Regions from separate parts of the Homo sapiens genome. Here region 1 is linked to region 2. A link is a loop called in an ENCODE intact Hi-C map of the cell type or tissue named here. Cell type or tissue: heart left ventricle. All regions are shown on one strand. Links, peaks and the distances in the headings refer to the core of each region. The heading gives the core; the rest is flanking DNA. Region 1 overlaps OPA3 (outer mitochondrial membrane lipid metabolism regulator OPA3). Region 2 holds the start of MIR6088 (microRNA 6088).

Region 1 (11,544 bases), core at 3,533-6,032, 130 kb after region 2:
CGCCTGTAATCCCAGCGCTTTGGGAGGTCGAGGCGGGTGGATCACCTGAGGTCAGGAGTTTGAGACCAGCCTGGCCAACATGGTAAAAACCCGTCTCTAGTAAAAATACAAAAATTAGCCGGGCATGGTGGCATGACCCTGTAATCCCAGCTACCCGGGAGGCTGATGCAGGAGAATCGCTTGAACCTGGGAGGCGGAGGTTGTGGTGAGCTGAGATCATGCCATTGCACTCCAACCCGGGCGACAGAGTGAGACTAACTTTTGTATTTAGTCTAATTACGGCTAATTTTTGTAATTCTAGTAGAGACAGGGTTTCACCATATTGGTAAGGCTGGTCTTGAACTCCTGACCTTAAGTGATCCACCTGCCTCAGCCTCCCAGAGGCTGGGATTATAGCCATGAGCCACCGCGCCCGGCCACAAAAAGATTTTTAAATTAGCTGTACGTGGTGGTGCATGCCTGTGGCCCCAGCTACTCAGAAGGCTCAGAAAGGAGGATCACTTGAGCCCCCAGGTTCAAGGCTGCAGTGAGCCATGATCCTGCCACTGTACTGCAGCCTGGGTGACAGAGTGACACTTGGTCTTAATCAAATCAATCAATCAATCAAATCTGACAAAGACATACAAGAAAATAAAATTATAGAATATGTCACTGATGACCACAGATGAAATCTTTAGGAAAATATTAGCAAACGAAAGCCAGCAATATATAAAAAAGATAATATAGCATAATCAAGTGGGATTTCTGCAGGAATATAAGATTGGTTTAATATTCTTTTTTTTATTATTATTATTGTTTTTTGAGATGGAGTCTTGCTCTGTCGCCCAGGCTGGAGTGCAAAGGCGCAATCTCAGCTCACTGCAACCTCTGCTGCCAGGGTTCAAGTGATTCTCCTGCCTCAGCCTCCCGAGTATCTGGGATTACAGGCGCAGACCACTGTGCCCTGCTAATTTTTGTATTTTTAGTAGAGTTAGGGCTCTGCCATGTTGGCCAGGCTGGTCTCTAACTCCTGACCTCAGATGATAATACCCGCCTTGGAGTCCCAATGAGCTGGGATTACAGGAGTGAGCCACCACTCCCTTAGATGATCCACCAGCCTGATTTTTCTCTTTTTTTTTTTTTTGAGACGGAGTCTCGCTCTGTCGCCCAGGCTGGAGTGCAGTGGATGATCTCGACTCACTGCAACCTCTGCCTCCTAGGTTCGAGTGATTCTCCTGCCTCAGCTTCCCAAATAGCTGGGACTACAGGCACGTGCCACCATGCCCAGCTAATTTTTTTTTTGTATTTTTAGTAGAGACAGGGTTTCACCATGTTGGCCAGGCTGGTCTCAATCTCCTGACCTTGTGATCCGCCCGCCTTAGCCTCCCAAAGTGCTGGGATTACAGGCGTGAGCCACCGCACCTGGCTCAGCCAGCTGCTTATAAAATTAAATATAACCTTACCATATAACCCAGAAATTTTACTCCTAGATAATTACTGGGAGAATTTCATTTCTACCAAGAGAAATGAAAACATCCATATAAAGGCTTGTACACAAATGTTCATAGCACCTTTACTTGCAATAACTTGGAAACAACCCAAATGCCCATCACTAGGACAGTTATTAAACAAAGCATGGCATATTCATATACTGTAATAAAAGAAAAGAATACACTTTTATTAAGAGTAATAAACAAAATAACAAAATAAACTAGACAGGCATGGTGGCTCACACTTGTACCCCAGCACTTTGGGAGGCCAAGCGGTGAGGATCACCTGGGCCCATGAGTTCAAGACCACTATCGGCAACTTAGTGAGATCCATCTCTACAAAAAATAAAATAAATTAGCCGGGCATGGTGGCATGTGCCTGTGGTCCCAGCTACTCAGGAGGCTGAGGCAGGAGGATCGCTTGATCCCAGGAGGTTGAGGCTGCAGTGAGCCGTGTTTGTGCCACTGCCCTCCAGCCTGGGTGACAGGGGGAGACCCTGTGTCAAAAAAAAAAAAAAAAAAAGAAGAAGAAGAAATGAACTATTGATACATTCAGCAAGAAGTATCTCAGAAGTATCAAATGAACAAAAGCTAAACATAAATTTCATAGTGTATGATTCCATTTATATCAAGTTGAACAACAAGCAGAACTAATCAACAAGGAGAGAAGTCAGATAAGGAGACAGAGCAGGGGAGGAGGGACCTTTCTAGAGTAATGACGATGTTTTATATCTTGGGTACTAGTTACATGGGTATATGCATGTACCAATACTCATTGAACTGTAGCCTTTAGATCTGTACCTTGCATTGTACAGATACTATATCTCAACAAAGAATATACCAAAAAAATCAAGTGCCAATAATTAAACATAAGAGGAGGAGTTTGGGAGCCAGTGGGATATGACTTCTTATCCTGTACTGCCTCAGGGAACCTGTTTCTCTCGCTTTGAGAGATTTCCTCACTCATAAAACCAGGATGGTCATAAACTCCCTAAATAAGGTGGTTAAGATCATTTGCTGAGATAATGGAAAGCATATTAAATAAAAGCTGTTATTATCAGTCAATAAATTATTATTCAGGGTAAACGTAGCTTCAAGCCAGTCTCTGCCCTGGTTGCACTTCCCCAGATGTGATCCAGTCAGATGATGATGATGATGACAATGATTATTACTGTTATTTTGAGACACAGTCTCACTCTATCACACAAGCTGGAGTGCACTGGTACGATCTCAGCTCACTACAACCTGAGCCTCCAAAGGTCAAGTGATTCTCCAGTTTTAGCCTCCCAAAATGCTGGTATTACGGGTGTTGGCCACCCCACCTGGCAATCCAGTCAATTTATTTATTTATTTTGTTATTTATTTATTTTTTGAGACAGAGTCTTGCTCTGCCACCTAGGCTGGAGAGCAGTGACACAATCTCGGCTCACTGCAACCTCTGCCTCCTGGTTTCAAGCCACCCTCCTGCCTCAGCCTCCCGAGTAGCTGGGATTACAGGCATGCCCCACCACATCTGGCTAATTTTTGTATTTTTAGTAGAGATGGGGTTTCACCATGTTGGCCAGGCTGGTCTCGAACTCCTGACCTCAGGTGATCCGCCCACCTCGGCCTCCCAAATTGCTAGGATTACAGGTGTGAGCCACTGTGCCCCCGCCCAATCCAGCCAGTTTTAAGCTTGCCCTAACAGTGCTCCAAGTATTAACAGAATTGTGCAGGCCGCAATAGGCAGTGCTTCCTCCCACAGACCTGGCTTGATCTTTCCATTACAGCAACCCGAGACTGCAGTAACACACAATGCTCCAGTTACCAGAGGGGCATGACTGGTTCCATCTGCCCAGCATCCTGGGGGATCCTATCTCCCCAACTTTTGGTTCAAGGGATTCAGGAGGAGGTAACCCCACTCCTGAGCCTGGCCAATTAGGGCACTGCTTTCCCTGGGCCACAGAGACGGTGCTGGGATGGGGATGTGACGCAGGGTGGACCACTGGATTCAGCCTGGGAATTTGGCAGGAAATCCGGGATGAGGCACCCCTCTGTGCCCTGGGGTCACTAGGCAGGTAACTAATACCCTCAAATGTGCCCCATGAGAGCAAGGATCTTTGTTCTGTTGACTACTGAGTCATGCCTCTTAGAACAGTTCCTGGCACACAGCAGGCACTAAATAAAGATTTGTTGAGTGAATGAATTACTCAGCCTCCTAATGGACTGAAGCATAGCCACACCCCAGAAAATGATCCCCACCTCTACTCTCCTCCCAGGCCTGGAGAGACCAACTCAACTTGGTATAGAGGATACTCAGGGGTTTCTAAGGCTCAGAGGACGCAATTAACAGAGAGGCTAGGGCCGAGCGCTGTGGCTCACGCCTGTAATCCCAGCACTTTGGAAGGCCAAGGCAGACAGATTACTTGAGGTCAGGAGTTCAAGACCTCCCTGGCCAACATAGTGAAACACCGTCTCTACTAAAAATACAAAAATTAGCTGGGCGTGGTGGCGGGCACCTGTAGTCACAGCTATTCAGGAGGCTGAAGCAGAAGAATCACTTGAACCCAGGAGGCAGAGGTTGTAGTGAGCCGAGATCGCGCCACTGCACTCCAGCCTGGGCGACAGAGCAAGACTCTGTCTCAAAATAAACAAAAAAGATTTCAGAACAACTTCAGTGCGTCTGATTACCAGTGCTACTTTATATTATTCTCTACTGTCTTAGTAATTCCATCCTCCCCACCTCCATTAGAGTTTAGAAGCCGATACTCACCACTGCAACCTCCCATACACCAAGGGGTGGGAGGTGACCCGGTTGTGGTAAGCTGGCAGTGAGGGGAGTTTCCTGGGGGCTTCTGGAAAAGGATTTTCCTCCTTGAAGCGTTACCCTCACTTACCTGACCACCCGCCCCTCCATACACACACGCATAGACTTCCTCCCTTATGAAACATAAAGGCACAATGCCTGGAGCCGCAGCAGCCCTACTGAGGCCATGAGGACTGCCTGAGCACCAACACAGCAGAGATGGAGTCCTCAGGTTCCCAATGACACCACTGAGCCACCAAACCAACCAAGAACAGGCCTTCCTCAGGGCTTACTGAAAAGCCAGCAAAAAACACCCTTTTGATTTAAGGTTTGATTGACATTTACTGGCTGGGTTTTCAATTAATTACAGATGAGCACAAACTAATACAGAGATACACCGGGGTCAATGACCGAGATGGCCTCTGGTGCTTTCTCAGGCAGGCGCCATCCCCAGGCTGACACGGGCGCCCTCTCCTGTCCACTTGGCATATTGCTTGCAGCCAGCGCAAGTAGATTCCCTGGGATGCACTCAGGTTGCAAATCAGCCAGCCCTCTACACAGGGGCTTCTGAAAAAGATCCCTGTTCAGAAATCGGCCAGAAGATTTAGCCATGAGTACATGAGCAAATTCCAGCAAATGCCTCTGCATAATGAAGGGTGGGACTAAAAAAGGAGCAGCGAGATTAAACGCAGCCAATGACACACTTCTTCCATCTGAGACTATGTGCCTTAGTTAGGTCTTTGCCAGCTGTGACAGCCACATACAAAGAATGTCAAAGCTGGCTGGGAGCGGTGGCTCATGCCTGTAATCCCAGCACTTTGGGAGACTGAGGTGGGCAGATCACCTGAGGTCAGGAGTTCGAGACCAGCCTGGCCAATATGGTGAAACCCTATCTCCAATAATAATACAAAAAAAAATTAGCTGGGCATAATGGCACACCCCTGTAATCCCAGCTACTTGGGAGGCTGAGGCAGGAGAATTGCTTGAACCTGGGAGGTGGAGGCTGCAGCGAGCTGAGATTGAACCACTGCACTACAGCCTGGGCGACAGAGTGAGACTCCATCTTGGGGAAAAAAACAAAAACAAAACAAAATTAGCCGGGTGTGGTGGCAGAAGCCTGTAATCCCAGCTGCTCGGGAGGCTGAGGCAGGATAATCACTTGAACCTGGGAGGTGGAGGTTGTAGCGAGCCGAGATTGTGCCACTACTCTCCAGCCTGGGCGACAGAGTGAGACTCTGTCTCAAAAAAAAAAAAAAAAATTCAAAGCCAGACTCTCACAGAGGGTTTCACCAAGAGTTTCCAAATTTACTTAATAATGTCTGCATAGGAAAATGTTTTCGGTGACAGCAAAACTATTTGGGGGGGGGGGGCATGAATAAATAAGTTTATTTTAAAAATTTTTATGTTCGTTTCATCCCTCTAATTTTTGTGTATGTTTTTAAATGCATATAATATAACCATACTATTATATGTTAGCGCTATACATGACTGCTAAATACTTTCATTTATTTATTTATTTACTTATTTTATTTTATTTTTTTGAGACAGGGTCTTGCTCTGTCGCCCAGGCTGGAGTGCAATGGTGCGATCTTGGCACACCGCAACCTCCACCTCCCGGGTTCAAGCGATACTCTTGCCTCAGTCTCCCAAGTAGCTGAGATTACAGGCATGCGCCACCATGCCCAGCTAATTTTTTGTATTTTTTTAGTAGAGACGGGGTTTCTCCATGTTGTTCAGGTTGGTCTTGAACTCCCCGCCTCAGGGGATCCACCCGCCTTGGACTCGCAAAGTGCTGGGATTACAGGCATGAGCCACCGTGCCTGGCTGACTGCTAAATAATTTTACATATGTGTACACACGTGCATACATATATGCTAGGGAAGGAACCTCAGAAGTGTTTCCTTGATAGGAGAACATAATAATAAATGTTTGGAGGTCACCAGCAGCAGCCTGGCTGCCATATAATATAACTGATGTGACGCTCTGGTGATTATAAATAAACTCCAGCAAAGTGATTTTCAAACACTGGTGCGTGTGAGAATGTACTCTAGAGACTGCTAAAAATAAACACGTCCACCCCTTCCCTACGTCCACCAAATCAGGACCTGCAGGTAGCACTCCTGGGCATCTACTGGAAGTGCCCCAGAAAGCTCACTAGTTTTCCTCCATATTGTGCACCTTTCAGCTCCCCAATCCTCTTGGCAGTTGTGTTTAACCTGGTGGTTAGTTAGCCCTTCTATTGAGAGCTGAACACCAACTGTTGTAGCTGTCCTTTCTAGAAGTTTTGTTTAATTCTTTTTCCAGCTTCCTGGCAATTTTTCATTTTACTTGTGTTTTAATATCCTTCTCTTTTATCCTCTTAACAGATAAGCTTAGGTATTTTATATCCACATCTGATAATTCCACGTTTGCAGGCTGTGACCTGCCATGTTTTTCTGCTGGCTCTCGCTCATGGTGGCTGCTTTTTTCATGTGGTGTATATATATATATCAATATATATTGATATATATATATATTTTGTATTTTTAGTAGAGACGGGGTTTCTCCATGTTGGTCAGGTTGGTCTGATATATATATGAGATATATATATATCTCTCATATATATCGATATATATGATTATATATCTCATATAAATAAAAAATAAAAATATATATAGTATATATATCGATATATATCTCATATATATCGACATATATGAGATATATATCGATATATATCTCATATATATCGACATATATGAGATATATATCGATATATATCTCATATATATCAACATATGAGATTATCGATATATATCGATATATATCATGATATATGTATATCAATATATGATATATATCATATATCATATAATAATCATATATATCGAGATATATGAGATATATATCATATATGAGATATGAGATATATATATCATATGATATATATATCATATATGGATATATATCATGATATATGTATATAAATATATATATTGATATATATCATATATATCATGATATATGTATATAAATATATATATCGATATATATCATATATATCTATATGAGATATATATCTATATATATCATACTATATATATGATATATCTCAATATATACCTATATATCATACTATATATATAGATATATATCTCGATATATATCTATATATATCATACTATATATAGATATATATATCATACTATATATATAGATATATATCTCGATATATATCTATCTATATATATTTTTTTTTTACTGTGAGCTTGTATGTGCTGGAACTCTATCTGAAGGATTTCTCCAAGGCCTGGGCAGAGAGAGCACAGGCAGGAAGAGTTTATGTTTGCCCTTGCCAGGTGCTTAGATACAATTAGGTACCCCTAGGGGTTCATTCTCAGCCTGCAACTTCCAGGACCTTTCAAAGAGGCCCCAAGCCCACATGAGGGACAGTCAGTGGCTACAAATTCTCAGAGGAGAATGTATCAGTCTCTACCTAGGGCAAAGCTTGTGTGCCTTCAGACGGAGGTTTTTTTCTAGTTCACCAGGTACCTTGCCAGAGACCTGGTTCTACACAAGGCTGTTGCCTGCCCAATTCCCCCACAGCATAGTCCCCATCCCCCAGGCCAAGTGATACGGTGTGGCTGTGTCCCCACCCAAATCTCATCTTATATTCACACGTCTCACTAAAAATACAAAAAATTAGCTGGGCATGGTGGCACATGCCTGTAATCTCAGCTACTCGGGAGGCTGAGACAGGAGAATCACTTGAACCCAGGAGGTGGAGGTTGCGGTGAGCTGAGATCACGCCACTGCACTCCGGCCTGGGCAACAAGAGCGAAACTCTGTCTCAAAAAATAAACAAATAAAATGAATAAATAAGTAAATAAACATGTACAGAGTACTTGAGGGCCAGGTACAGTTCTATGTTTTATGGATCTTAATATCCACATAACAACCCAATTACAAGCATAAAACTGAGGCCCAGAGAGGTTAAATAACTCTCCCTGGGGTCACACAGAAAGTGGCAGAGCGGGGACAGATAAGCAGGCAGCCTGGTTCGAGGCCGCGCTGCAAACAGTAAACAGTAAACACTGTTTACTGAATGGTGCTGAGGGAACATCAGAACTATGAGGTTAAGTGCTATTCGGTACAGAAAGGCAGAGGGACTCATGCAGGACACACACCACGTAAACAGCAGGGCAAGGATCTGAGTGCACGAAGTCTTTATCTAGAAGCAGAGGTTTTGGCACTTGGGCAGTAATGACAAGAAGGGATTCCGGCTGGGTGCGGTGGCTCACGCCTGTAATCCCAACACTTTGGGAGGCCACAGCGGGCGGATCACTTGAGGTCAGGAGTTGGAGACCAGCCTGACCAACATGGTGAAACCCCGTCTCTACTAAAAATACAAAAATTAGCTGGGCGTGGTGGCAGGCGCCTGTAATCCCAGCTACTCAGGAAGGCAAAAGCCTGGGCAACAAAGTTAGACTCCATCTCAAAAAAAACAAAGGGGGCTGGGCGCAGTGGCTCACGCCTGTAATCCCAGCACTTTGGGAGGCTGAGGCGGGCGGATCACGAGGTCAGGAGATCGAGACCATCCTGGCTAACATGGTGAAACCCCGTCTCTACTAAAAATACAAAAAATATTAGCTGGGCGTGGTGGCGGGCGCCTGTAGTCCCAGCTACTCGGGAGGCTGAGAGGCAGGAGAATGGCGTGAACCCGGGAGGCGGAGCTTGCAATGAGCCAAAATCGTGCCACTGCACTCCAGCCTGGGCGACAGAGCAAGACTCTGTCTCAAAAAAAAAAAAAAAAAAGAAAAAAAAAACGGATTCCATGTATACCCCCTGTAGCCTGTAGTAGCAACCAGATGGGCATGTCCCGGGCCAGGGCTCGCCTATCCACTATCCTGCTGCATCCTCACAAGAATCCTGGGAGATAAGTTCTATTAGTATCCCATTTGATAAATATGGAAATGGAGGCTCATAGAGGTCAAGCTGCCTGCTCAAAGTCACATGGCTAATAAGCAGCAGTGCCAAGATCCGAAGCCAAGAGTGCCTACTCTGTGGCAGACTGTGCCATCAGGGACCCCTTCGTATCACACCCTGTGCAGTTCTTTCCCACACCCACTGTGGTCTGTGCCTGGAGCTGCTTTGACCAATAGTGTGGTGGAAATGACGCTGGAAGATTCCAGGCCTTGCCCTTAAATAACCTGCAGCTTCTGCTTCTTCCCTCATGAAAATCTGGCTGTTGGGGAGTCCTGAGCAGCCATGTGAGATATTCAGCTACCCTGCAGGAAAGACCACGTGGAGAAGAGAGGCCCAGAGGCTACGCTGAGAGGGAACCAACTCCCCAGTCCCAGTGCCAGTTCCAGATGACTCCAGCCCAGCCACCTCCACCTGCACCTGGATGAGAGCCTGCCAAGCAGCAACCAGCAAAAGAACTGTCCGGCTGAGCCCAGGCAAGCCACAAAGGTAACAGAAACTAAGAGTGACTGGGTTTTTTGTTTGTTTGCCTTTTTGAGACAGGGTCTTGCTCTGTTGCCCAGGCTGGAGTGCTGTGGCACGATCTCGGTTCACTGCAGCCTCCACCTCTCTCAGGTTCAAGCGATTCTCCTGCCTCAGCCTCCTGAGAAGCTGGGACCACAGGTACCCGCTAAATTTTTGTATTTTTAGTAAAGAAAGGGTTTTGCCATGTTGCCCAGGCTAGTCGCGAACTCCTGGCCTGAAGTGATCCACCCACCTCAACCTCCCAAAGTGCTGAGATTACAGGCATGAGCCACTGCACCTGGCTAAGAGTTACTACGGTAAGCCACCAAGCTTTGGATCAGATGGCTATGTAGAAAAAGAAAACTGAAACCAAGTCCATGGCCTAAATTCATAAGAATGGCCACAGAGCTGAGCACTTCTGAAAAAATGACCTCAGCAACCTGAATGAATGATCATGGTGTATCTGTTTCCCACGGCCACTATAACAAACTACCACAAATGCAGTGGCTTAAAACAGCACAAATTATTATTATTATTTGAGACAGGGTCTTGCTCTGTCACCCAGGCTGGAGTGCAGGGGTGCGGTCACAGCTCACTGCAGCCTCATTCTCCTGGGCTCAAGCAATCCTGCCGCAGCCTCCTGAGTGGCTAAAACTATAGGCATGCATCACCATGCCCCACTAATTGTTTTTTATTTTTAGTAGGGACAAGGTCTCGCTTTGTTGCCCAGGCTGGTCTTGAACCCCTGGGTTCAAGTGATCCTCCTGCCTCGACCTTCTAAAGTGCTGGGATAACAGGCATGAACCACCGCACCTGCCCTAAATTTATTATTTTACAGTTCCAGAAGTCAGAAGTCTGAAATGGGGGCCAGTTGTGGTGGCTCACGCCTGTAATCCCAGCACTCTGGGAGGCCAAGGCGGGTGGATCACCTGAGGTCAGGAGTTGAAGACCAGCTGGCCAACATGGTGAAACCCCCGTCTCTACTGATAATACAAAAATTAGGGCATGCGCCTGTAATCCCAGCTATTCAGGAGGCCAAGGCAGGAGAATCGCTTGAAACCGGGATGCAGAGGTTGCAGGGAGCTGAGATCATGCCACTGTAATCCAGCCTGGGCGACCATGTGAGACCCCCTCTCAAAAAACAAAACAAAACAAAACAAAAAACTGGGCGCAGTGGCTCACGCCTGTAATCCCAGCACTTTGGGAGGCCAAGGCAGGTGGATCACCTGAGGTCAGGAGTTCAAGACCAGCCTAGCCAACATGGTGAAACCCTATCTCTACTAAAAATACAAAAAATTAGCCAGGTGTGGTGGTGGGTGCCAGGTGTGGTGGTGGGTGCTACTCAGGGGACTGAGGCAGGAGAATCGCTTGAACCCAGGAGGCAGAGATTGCAGTGAGTTGAGATCGTGCCACTGCACTGCAATCTGGGCAACAAGAATGAAACTCCATCCCCCCCCCCCCAAAAAAAAAAGTCCAAAATGGCTTTCACTAGGCTAATCTCAAGGTGTCCGCAGGGCTGTGTTCCTTTCTGAAGTCTCCAGTGGAGAATCCATCTCCTCGGCTTTTCCAGCTTCCAGAGGCTGCCCGCATTCCTTGGCTCATGCCTCCCTTCCTCCATCTTCAAGGCCAGCGGGGCAGCATCCCTCAAATCATTCCCTCTCTTGCCTCCCTCTTTCCCTTATAAGGACCCCTGTGATCACACTGACCTGACCTGCATAATTCAGGATCATCTCCCCATCCCCAAATCCTTCATTTGATCACATTTGCAAAGTCACCTTTGCTGTGCATGGTAACATATTCAACAGGTTCTTGGGATAAGGATGT
Region 2 (11,544 bases), core at 3,700-6,199:
GCAGTTTTCTCTCTTGCCTTCCAATCGTTGCATCTCATTTATTTTTCTTGTCTTACAGCATTTTTTTGTTTTTGCTTTTGTTTTCCGAGACTGAGTCTTGCTCTGTCACCCAGGCTGGAGTGCAGTGGTACGACCTCAGCTCACTGCAACCTTCGCCTCCCGGGTTCAAGCAATTCTCCTGCCTCAGCCTCCCGAGCAGCTGGGACTACAGGCGAACATTGCCACACCCGGCCTTTTTTAAAAATTTTTTTATTTTTATTTTTATTGTTTTTTTTGAGACAGAGTTTCGCTCTTGTTGCCCAGGCTGGAGTGCAATAGTGCGATCTTGGCTCACTGCAACCTCTGCCTCCTGGGTTCAAGCGATTCTGCTGTCTCAGCCTCCTGAGTAGCTGGGATTACAGGCATGCACCACCACGCCCGGCTAATTTTTTGTATTTTTTTTTTTAGTAGAGATGGGGTTTTTCCACGTTGGTCGGGCTGGTCTCAAACTCCTGACCTCAGGTGATCCACCTGCTTCAGCCTCCCAAAGTGCTGCAATTACAGGCATGAGCCATGGTGCCTGGCCAAATTTTTGTATTTTTAGTAGAGACGGGGTTTCCCCATGTTGGCCAGGCTGGTCTCAGACTCCTGACTTCATGATCCATCCACCTTGGCCTCCCAAAGTGCTGGGATTACAGGCATGAGCCACTGTGCCAGGCCCATTTTACAGCATTTCAAACACTTCCAGGACTATGCCGCACAGTAACATTGATTCTCACAGCAGCCCTCCACACTACAACCCTCTGAGATGACTTATCTCACCATGCCCATTTTACAGAGGGAGAAACTGAGGCACAGGGAAGGTAGACTCTTATCCAAGGCCACATAGCAGGTAAACAAACAAACTAGGACTCCAACCAAACCTTGTGCTCTGTCTCAGCCTTAAAAGAAAACTCAATAAACATTCTGGCCTTTTTGTTTTTGTTTTGAGACCTTTATTCTGTTACGCAGGTTGGAGTGCAGTGTGGTGATCACAGCTCACTGCAGCCTCAAACTCCTAGGCTCAAGCAAACCTCCTACCTCAGCCTCACAAGTAGCTGGGACTATAGGTGTGCACCGCCAGAGCTGGCTATTTTTGTGTAGAGATGGGGTCTCGCTATGTTGCCCAGGCTGCTGATCTCAAACTGCTGGCCTCAAGGGATCCTCCTGCCTTGGACTCCCAAAGTGTTGGGATTACAGGTGTGAGCCTCCATGTTCAGTCCACATTCTGTACTTTTTTTTTTAGATGGAGTCTCACTCTGTCACCCAGGGTGGAGAGCAGTGGCGCAATCTTGGCTCACTGCAACCTCTGCCTCCCGGATTCAAGCGATTCTCTCAAGTCTCAGCCTCCCAAGTAGCCGGGAGTACAGACATGTACCACCATGCCCGGCTAATATTTTTTGTATTTTTAGTAGAGACGGGGTTTCACCATGGTGGCCAGGTTGGTCTTGAACTCCTGACCTCAGTTGATCTGCCCACCTCATCCTCCCAAAGTGCTGAGATTACAGACATGAGCCACCGTGCCCAGCCTATTTTTTTTAAAACGGGAAAAATATCTGTAAATTGCCACAGTGACCCACGGAGCCTGGATGAAGAGCGGGAAGCCTGAGGTCTCCTTCAGTCTCCATCCTCTCTCTGAGCCTCAGTTTCCTTCCCTATGTGGAAGGGTTGGAAAAGATGTTCTCTAAAAGCCTCAGAAACTCTGCCGTTAGCGTGGAGGGGACAGAAGCTCAAACAGATTGCATTAGTTTCTTAACGGCTACTATAACAAATTATCCCCAATTCAGTGACTTAAAACAAGAGAAATTCGGCCGGGCGCCGTGGCTCACGCCTGTAATCCCAGCACTTTGGGAGGCCGAGGCGGGCGGATCACGAGGTCAAGAGATCGAGACTATCCTGGTCAACATGGTGAAACCCTGTCTCTACTAAAAATACAAAAAATTAGCCGGGCATGGTGGCGGGCGCCTGTAGACCCAGCTACTCGTGAGGCTGAGGCAGGAGAATGGCGTGAACCCAGGAGGCGGAGCTTGCAGTGAGCCGAGATCACGCCACTGCACTCCAGCCTGGGTGACAGTGAGACTCCGTCTCAGACAAACAAACAAACAAAAATAGTTTTGTAGAGATGAAGCGGGGGGGCGGGGTCTTGCTCTATTGCCTACGCTGATCTCAAACTCCTGGCCTTGACATTGCAATCTGCCCGCCTTGGCCTCCCAAAGGGCTGAGATTACGAGTGTGAGCCACCCTGGCCTAAACATTTAAAACGACATGTGTGACAGCCAGGCATGGTAGCCTGCACTTGTAATCCCAGCTCCTTGGAAAGCTGAGGTGGGAGGACCCCGTGAGACCAAGAGTTGGAGATCAACCTGGGCCATACAGTGAGACTCCATATATAGTGGATTCCAATATAGTGAGACTTTAAAATATAAAATAAGGGCCGGGCATAGTGGCTCACGCGTGTAATCCCAGCACTTTGGGAGGCCAAGGTGGGTGAATCACCTGAGGTCAGGAGTTCGAGACCAGCCTGACCAACATGGTGAAACCCCATCTCCACTAAAAATACAAAATTAGCCAGGCGTTGTGACACACGCCCGTAATCCCAGCTACTCAGGAGGCTGAGGGAGGAGAATCGCTTGAACCCAGGAGGCAGAGGTTGCAGTGAGCCTTGATCACGCCACTGCACTTCGGCCTGGGCGACAGGAGCAAGACTTCATCTCAAAAAAGAAAAAGAAAATATATATGTGTGTGTGTATATATATATATAATAAGTAAAAATAAAATCGTACATATGGATCTAGCAGACTCATATACCTCTGGTTATATTTCCAAAGGAATTGAAATCAGGATGTCGAAGGGTTATCTACACTCTCAAGTTCATTGCAGCACTGGTCACAATAGCCAAGATATGGAGTCAACCTAAGTGTCCATCAAGGGACATAATGGATAAAGCAAATGTTGCATATACACACGATGGAATACTATACAGCCTTGAAAAGGGAGGAAATTCTGCCATTCAAGACAACATGGATGGAACTGGAGGACATTATTCTAAGTGAAATAAACCAGACACAGAAAGACAAACACCACATGATCCCACTTTTATATGGAATCTTAAAAAGTCGAGCTCATAGAAACAGTATAAAGGTGGCTACTAGAGTCCAGGGAAGTGGGAGAGGGTTGGGAAAAGAGAAGATGTTGATCAAAGGGTGCAAAGTTTCAGCGAGACTGGAGAAATATATTTCAGTGATCTATTGCACAGCATGGTAACCACAGTTAATACTAATGTATTGTGTATTTCAAAGTTGCTAAAATAGAGTTTAAATTTTTTAAATTTGTAAATATTATTTTTTATTTTTTGTCACTACGTGTTCTCATCTGATTTTTTTTTTTTTTGAGACGGAGTCTCGCTCTGCTGCCCAGGCTGGAGTGCAGTGGCACAATCTCGGCTCACTGCAACCTCTGCCTCCTGGGTTCAAGTGATTCTCCTGCCTCCGCCTCCCGAGTAGCTGGGACTACAGGCGTGTGAGACCACGCCCAGCTAAATTTTTTTTGTATTTTTAGTAGAGATGGGATTTCACCGTGTCAGCCAGGATGGTGTCGATCTCCTGACCTCGTGATCCACCCGCCTCCGTCTCCCAAAGTGCTGGGATTACAGGCGTGAGCCACTGTGCCCGGCCTCTCATCTGATTTTTTTTATTTTTATTATTGTGCTTTTTGTAGAGATGGCATCTCACTACATTGCCCAGATTAGTCTCCAACTCCTGGGCTCAAGCCATCCTCCTGCTTCGGCCTCCCAAACTGCTGGATTTATAGGCGTGAGTCACCGCACCTGGCCCTGACATCTTGATGTCAATTTATTTGCAATATACACCCAGAAGTGGGATTGCTGGATCCATATGTGTAATTTTATTTTTTATGTGTTTGTTTGTTTGTTTATTTATTTATTTTAAGACAGTCTCACTCTGTCGCCCAGGCTGGAGTGCAGTGGCACAATCTCGGCTCACTGCAACCTTTGCCTCCCATGCTCCTGTGATCCTCCTACCTCAGCCTTCTGAGTAGCTGGGACTACAGGTGTGCACTATCACGCCCGGCTAATTATTTTTATTTATTATTATTATTATTTTTTAAGACAGAGTTTTGTTCTTTTTGCCCAGGCTGGAGTGCAATGGCTGGATCTCGGCTCAGCGTGACCTCCGCCTCCCTGGGTCCAGCAATTCTCCTGCCTCAGCCTCCCAAGTAACTGGGATTATAGGCATGCGCCACCACGCCCGGCTAATTTTGTATTTTTAGTAGAGACGGGGTTTCTCCGTGTTGGTCAGGCTGGTCTCGAAATCCCGACCTCAAGTGATCCGCCCCACTCGGCCTCCCGAAGTGCTGGGATTACAGGTGTGAACCACCGCGCCCGGCCCGAAGTTATTCCTCTTATCTGACTGTAGTTTGGTATTTTTTAACCGCATCTCTCTGTTCTTCCTCTCCCAACCCCATCTCTACTAAAAATACAAAATTAGCCAGCCGTTGTGGCGCATGCCTGTAATCCCAGCTACTCGGGAGGCTAAGGCAGGAGAATTTCTTGCACCCAGGAGGTGTAGGTTGCAGTGAGCTGAGATCGCACCACTGCACTCCAGCCTGGGCGACAGAGCGAGACTCTGTCTCAAAAAACAAAAACAAACAAACAAAAAAACAAATAGCGCCTCGTTTTCTGGGAGGCAGTGAATTCCCCATTTAGGAAGTGTCCAAGCTCAAGTTGAAATGATGGTACATTGCGGTTCATGCTGCAATGCCTCAACCCAGTTCCTCTCCGGACCTCAGTTTCCTCATTTATAAAATGGGTGTGGACGACGAGGTCAGATTTAAAAAAATAATAATAGTAGTTAATAATAATAGGCCGGGTGCAGTGGCTCAGGCCTTTAATCCCAGCACTTTGGGAGGCCGAGGTAGCAGGATCGCTTGAGCCCAGGAGTTCTAGACAATCCTGGGGCAATATAGCGAGATTCTATCTCAAAGAAATAATCATAATCATAATAAAAATAAATGAATAGATAAGCTGAGACGGACTCAGGCCCAGCTCCTGCCTGCGATCCCTGCGGGGGCCACCAGGGGGCGCGGCGCCCCTGCCCAAAACTCCGCCGTCGGCTCTGAACCCCGGCGGACGCGTCCCGACGCCCCTGGAAGATTCTGCGCCCTGCCGGCTCGCCGGCGCCCGGGAGCCCGGGAGGCGGGTGTGCACGCGGGGTGTCCAGGGCGCCCCCGATCGAGGCCCCCTCGCCGTGCCTCGGGGTAGGGGGACGGCTGTGACTCAGGCGCGCGCTCCTCCCCGGGGCCCTCAGTGGTCGCGAGGGGGCGCGCACGGCCTCGGGAACCCGCGCGGCGCCGCGTCCATTTTTACCCCAGCTCCGCTAAAAATAGTTGCCGCGCTCCGAGCCGAGCCCGAAATAGCGGCCCCCAGATAAGGCAGGACGACTCAGCGCTTCCGGGGAGCGGAAGGGGGAGCGCGCGGGGGGAGCGGTGCTGGGCGCAGCCCGGCCGAGCAGGCGCCGCTGTCCCCAGCGCACCCCCACTCTGCCCTGGCGGTCACACTCGCCCCCGACTGCGACCCCGCCCCGCCGCTAGCCTGGCTGCCTTCCTACGTCCCCCACATTGTATCCTCATCCCCTGTCCCCCATCCTCAGCTTCACCTCCATTCCTCATCATAACTCCCCCCTCCCCTACACCCCCAGCGATGTCCCCCACTGGTACTCATCCGCATCCCCCAGCCTGTCCTACTCCTGTCCCTATTTCCCCTCTCCACCCTCATCGCCAATCTCCTGTCGTCCTGAATCTGCCCCTTACCATCTCTGTCCTCAAGGCCAACCTTTATGGGGGCAGAGCAGGGCGAGAGGATCACAGGGAGTCAGGAGACCTGCGGGCTGAGGGCTGAGGGCTGGGGGTGAGGATCTGATTTCTTGGTTTGTTTCTACTGTGGGCAGGGGTAGGCTTAGATCTGGGGGTTGGAGCATGGGACACTTCAGTCTGGCCTAGTCTTCAGAGCTGAGGCGAGGCATGGCCAGCATCACGGCTCATTCTGTGACCAGGGTCGGGGCTCAGGCTGGGGAAGGATGACCGTCTTTGTCACCAAATTTGATCACTGTGTCACCAGAGTTAGGGCTCAGCCTTGAGCCGTTTCTTTATTTACCCACCTCCACTAATATTTTTTATTTCAGACAAGGCCTTGCTCTGTCGCCCAGGCTGGAGTGCAGTGTTGCCCATGCTGGAATGCAGTGCTGGGATCTTAGTTGACTGCAGCCTTGAACTCCTGGGTTCAAGAGATCCTCCCACCTCAGCCTTCCTAGTAGCTGGGACTACAGGTGTGCACCAGCACACCTGGCTAATTTTTCATTTTTTTGTAGAGACAGAGTCTCCATGCCTTGCCCGCCTTGTCCAGGCTGGTCTTGAGCTCCTGGCCTCAAGCTATCCTCTGGCCTCCTCCTAGGAAGGCACTGAAATGACAGGCATGAGCTACAGAGCCCGCCTCCACTAAGATTCTTTCCTCCCTTGCAAGTCAGTGATTGGACACAACAGCTCCAGGCCTTGGGAACAGTCAGAACTCTGTTCCCTGGGCCTAGGTCTTCCCTTTGCACTGAGATCATCTAAGGGCCTCCCCATTTCCATATCCTGAGATTCTCAGTGCCCACTCCAAGCATCAGTGTCAGGCCTCAAGGACCTACACTGCATGTTCTGGGGGTTTAAAGGGAGCACACTGACTTCCCTGAGGGTGACAGAGGTCAGAATGAGTGACTAAGGTCTTGGGCCTGGCCCTGACCCTGCAGTGGGTGGGAGAGATACCCAGTTGAGGCCCAGGTCTCCACCCAGGTAGCAGGGTGGATGGCGGGGGGGTCATCCCTGAGGTGAAATGTGGGTGGAAGATACCTAGATAAGTTTCAGAGTCAGTGCAGAGATGGTAATTTTTAAGTAACTTCTAAAATTTTCGAGTAGCTGGGATTACAGGCGCCTGCTACCAAGCCTGGCTAATTTTTGTATTTTTTTGTAGAGACGGGGTTTTACTATGTTGTCCAGGCTGGTCTCAAACTCCTGACCTCAAGTGATCCGCCCACCTCGGCCTCCCAAAGTGCCGGGATTACAGGCGTAAGCCACTGCGTCCAGCCTAATTTTTTTTTTTTTTTTCTGAGACGGAGTCTTGCTCTGTCACCCAGGCTGGAGTGCAGTGGCGGGATCTCGGCTCACTGCAACCTCTGCCTCCTGGGTTCAAGTGGTTCTCCTGCCTCAGCCTCCCAAGTAGCTGGGACTACAGGCCAGGCGCATGCCACCACGCCCAACTAATTTTTTGTATTTTTAGTAGAGACGGGGTTTCACAGTGTTAGCCAGGATGGTCTCGATCTCCTGACCTCATGATCCGCCTGCCTCGGCCTCCCAAAGTGCTGGGATTACAGGTGTGAGCCACTGTGCACAGCACTTTTTTTTTATTTTATTTTTTTTAATTTTGAAAACTGTTTAGAGGCCAGGTGCGGTGGCTCATGCCTGTAATCCCACCCAGCACTTTGGGAGGCCGAGGTGGGAGGATTGCTTGAGCCCAGGAGTTCAAGACCAGCCTCGACATTATAGTGAGATCTCATCTCTGGGAAAAAAATTTTTTTTAATTAGCCAAGTGTGGTGGCATGCACCTGTGGTCCCACCTACTCAGGAGGCTGAGGTGGGTGGGAGGATCGGTTGAGCCCAGGAGGTGGAGGTTGCAGTGAACCGAGATGGCACCACTACACTCCAGCGTGGGCAACAGAGACCCTGTCTCAAAAAAAAAAAAAAGAAAAAGAAAAAAAGTTTTGGTAACTACAAAAGGGTATACCTTGGAAAAGTAAATTTCCCTCCCACTCTGATCCCCACTTCTCAATATTAACTATTTTTTATGTATCTTGGCCAGTAGGATTCACTGAGCTCTCACGATGTCCCTGGCCTATGCAAAGCCCATCACAGAAATGAAGTGGCTGGAATCATTCAGCACTCAGTGAGTAGGCCAGACCCCATTGCTATGCCCATTTTAGAGATGGGAAAACTGAGGCTTGGAGAGGTGCAAGGATGTGTCCTTTTGAGGGCCCGGTTCTGAAGGCTTTTCAAAGTTGAGGCAAGGAAGTGGATGAGATCAAAGAGGCAAGGTTCAGGCCAGGATACAAATCCCAGGGAGGGTGACAGGGGTGGGGAGTCAAGGAAGGCTGCCTGGAAGAAGACTAAGGGTAGCCAGGAAGGCATCTTCCAGAACCTTCTGATGGAGGGCTTGGATGGAAGTAGATAACTCTGTTTGGCAGGCTGAGGAACCACCAGCAGCAGGGCGTGGCCCCTCCTCAGACCCACAGCACCCCAGAGGTATGTATAGAAGAAGCAGGCTGCTTAATGACATCTCAGGGACACATCTCGGTGATAGCACAGCCGGCTTAGTTATGACGTCTGAGTGATTTGCCAACTGCCTTAAGACCAGCATCCCTAGTCATGCCCCGCGGGGGGGATGAAGATAAGAGGAAGTGACAGGCCATCGGGGGAGGAAGGGGAGATGCAGTCACACACAGACCAGGGACTCAGGAGCTGAGGGATGTGTGGTGCCCTCTGCACTAGGGAGGGGTCTCCCAGCTGCCTGGATGTGAGGGTCCATCTTATTGATTTGTCTAGTGAAGGAGGCCAGGCTCCAAGGAGGTATGGCTGTAGTCAGTCACACTCAGTTTGGGATGGGGTCCGCCCAGGGGCTGCAAGGATCAGTCACTGCTGTGTCCCCATCACCTAAGGCAGTAACTGGGACACAGCCGGCGCTCCATACATCTTACTGAATGAATGAATCGAATGAAAAGGGTCAGCACCGTCTGGGACTCAGTTTACCCTCGCGGTCATTGGGCTGCTTCAACCAAGGGGATCGCTAAGAACACCCCTCCCCACCTTGGGTCCCAGATCCCAGATCGCCAGTGAGTAAGAAAACGGGTTCGCGCCGTTGGTGGACTCCGCCCACTTGTGACGTCACGAGCCGCTCCCCCAGGATCCCGACCCAGGCGTCTCCCTTGGGATGGGGGCGGAGAGGAACCCGGGAGTCCAGACTCAGGCCCCGCCCCCGGGAGCAGGCGGGCCGGGCAGGGTTACACAACCCGTCGTCGCGTCCCGAGGGAAGTCGCCGGATGTCCTGGCCGGGCCGGGGACAATGGGCAAGGAGGGCCCCTCCCGCAGGAACCTGGAAGTGGCAGGGGCTCCCCCTCTTCTGATTCACCCTTGTTTCCGGCCCGGTTTAGCCTCCTTCTCCCTGGGGATCCTATCTCCTCCCAACTCTACCCTCCTGTGGCCCTGCAGTTCGGTTCTTTCTCCGAACCGGCAAACCTCTCTCCTCTACACCCCGTACCCCGTCCTTTCACACCTTCCCAACGCCCCCCGAAACTCTCTGCCCTCACACTCATCGCTTGTAATTCCCGAATCCCCTAAACTTCCAGTGTCCCCGGTCCTTCCTTCACTCATCCATACCGGGCCCCTCTTCCCACCCCCTCAACTACCCCCACTATCCTGCCCAGGCCCTCCCAATCCCCTCCCCGGGCTCCCCCAAGCTTTCCTCAATATCTCCCAGCCCTCCCTAGCCCCCGACTCACCCGCTTCCCTCCAACTGACCCCAATACACTCTCTTGTCCTCCTAATCCCAGCCTCCCGCAGTTCCCTCCTGTCTCCTCGAACTGCCCCATGTCCCTACCTCATCTCCCCAAATCCTGTTCCCCATTTCCCCCCCTCCCCCAGCCAGCCGCTTCGCCCCCCACCCCGGAGCCCCTCCCCGCCCCTAGGCCCAAGGCCGGCCCGCGCCCCTCCCGGGCGCGCTCCCACGCCCGGCGCGGGTTCCCAGGCCGCCCCCCCGCGGTGGCCCAGAGACCCAGTTTGCTGCGGCAAAACACTGGTCTCCAGGCAACAGGCCCCGCCCCGCCCCAGGGCCGCCAGATGAGGCTGGGCGGTCAGGAGGCCACCGGGCCGGGACGGAGCACCCAGGCCTGCGCGCCAAACCCTCGGCCTTGGCCCCCAGAGGCCTCAGGGCGCAGAAACCCGGAGACTGAGGCGCAGCAAAGAGGAGATACAGAGATCAGGGCCCCGGAGCAAGAAATTCGGAGACATGCGTGGAGGCCGAAGCAACAGGGAACTGTCGGGGCGCAGAGATATAAGGAAAGACCACGCGACAGATCGAACAAGGACGGGGCCCAGAAATAAGCACAGAAATAATGCAGTTACACACGGGCAACACCGAGGCCGGCAGGGACGCCCCTGATGGCAGAATAATCCATCTTTAGTCCTCAGGACCTTTGCACTCAGTTCGAGGGACTTCCCCTCTCTGACTCTGTTTCTGTATTTGTAAAATGGGGACATTAATACGCAGCGCTTAGCAAATCAGGCTGTTCTGACGATTCAGTGAATTCGCAGACCCAGAGCTTGTAGCACAATTCCTGGCATGTACACTCATCATTCATTCATTCAACCGATTTTTTGTTGTTGTTGTTATTGTTGTCTGAGAGGAGTTTCGCTCTGTGGCCCAGGCTGGAGTGCAATGGTACCATCTGGGCTCACTGCAACCTCCGCCTCCTGAGTTCAAGCAATTCTCCTGCCTCAGCCTCCCAGGTAGCTAGGATTACAAGCCTGTGCCTCCACGCCCAGCTATTTCTTGTATTTTTAGTAGAGACACGGTTTCACCATGTTGGCCAGGCTGGTCTGAACTCCTGACCTCAAGTGATCCACCCACCTTGGCCACCCAAAGTGCTGGGATTAGAGGTGTGAGCCACGGCACCTGCCCCAATCAACAGGTATTTATTGAGCATCTACTATACGCCAGGCACTGGTAAAGACTGTGAGAATGCAGTATTGAACAAGACAAAGCTCTCTGTTCTGGAAGCTTACTCTTTGGAAATTGGAAGGGGGATGACCAACAATAAATGAACAAATGAGCAAATTAAGCAAATTATATAGTACTTTGGAAAGTAGTAAGTGCTGGGAAAAGCAGAGACAGGGGGTTGGGGGTTGCTATTTTAAATGGGATGGTCAGGGAAGGCCTAAATGAGAAGGTGATGTTTGAGCAAAGACTAGAAGTTGGTTTGGGAGAAGCCATGCAGATATGTGGCCTAAGCAAGTGCAAAGGGTGTAAGGTGAAGACATGTCTGGTGTGTTGGAGGAACACGGAGGCAGCTAGTGTGGGTGGACAGAGAGAACGTGGGGAGGGCACTGGAGCAGAAGAGGTCAGAGAGACTAAGGGCTGATCCCGCAGGGCCCGATGGGCTGAGGTGAAGTCTTTTACAGAGTGGGTCAGGAGCTATGGGAGGGTTTTGAGCAAAAGAGGGATGTGAACTGTTTCTTATTTGTTAATTAATTTATTTATTTATTTATTTTGAGACAGAGTTTCTTTCTTGCTGCCCAAGCTGGAGTGCAATGGCGTGGTCTCGGCTCACTGCAACCTCCGCCTCCTGGGTTCAAGCGATTCTCCTGCCTCAGCCTCCCAAGTAGCTAGGATTACAGGCTCGTGCCACCACGCCTGGCTAATTTTTT

What was found. A loop is a pair of places that touch in the nucleus more often than their neighbours do. Peaks named below come from ENCODE experiments on the same cell type or tissue, not always from the same donor. Only the 100,000 strongest peaks of a DNase experiment are listed, where the experiment ranks them.
Region 1: a loop joins it to region 2, with 2.3 times the contacts of the local background. A loop is called at or near these places in 6 of 110 quality-filtered maps.

Annotation. Positions count from the first base shown.
Region 1 is chr19:45,565,367-45,576,910 of GRCh38, forward strand. The region is part of intron 1 of OPA3 (outer mitochondrial membrane lipid metabolism regulator OPA3); the gene reads right to left. Among named protein-coding and RNA genes, the nearest start is that of OPA3, 14 kb to the right of the region's middle. In heart left ventricle, for the core only: a CTCF peak has its summit at 4,724 (motif pointing left); a DNase peak (open chromatin) is centred at 4,695; H3K27ac peaks cover 1,682 bases.
Region 2 is chr19:45,434,518-45,446,061 of GRCh38, forward strand. It overlaps MIR6088 (microRNA 6088), which reads left to right and starts at 2,137; the gene lies at 2,137-2,187. It also overlaps a transcript of ERCC1 not described here. RefSeq lists silencers at 5,024-5,523, 5,534-5,713, 9,753-9,952 and an enhancer at 5,376-5,875. In heart left ventricle, for the core only: CTCF peaks have their summits at 5,157 (motif pointing right) and 5,434; DNase peaks (open chromatin) are centred at 5,154, 5,374 and 6,033; H3K4me3 peaks cover 1,165 bases; H3K27ac peaks cover 1,385 bases.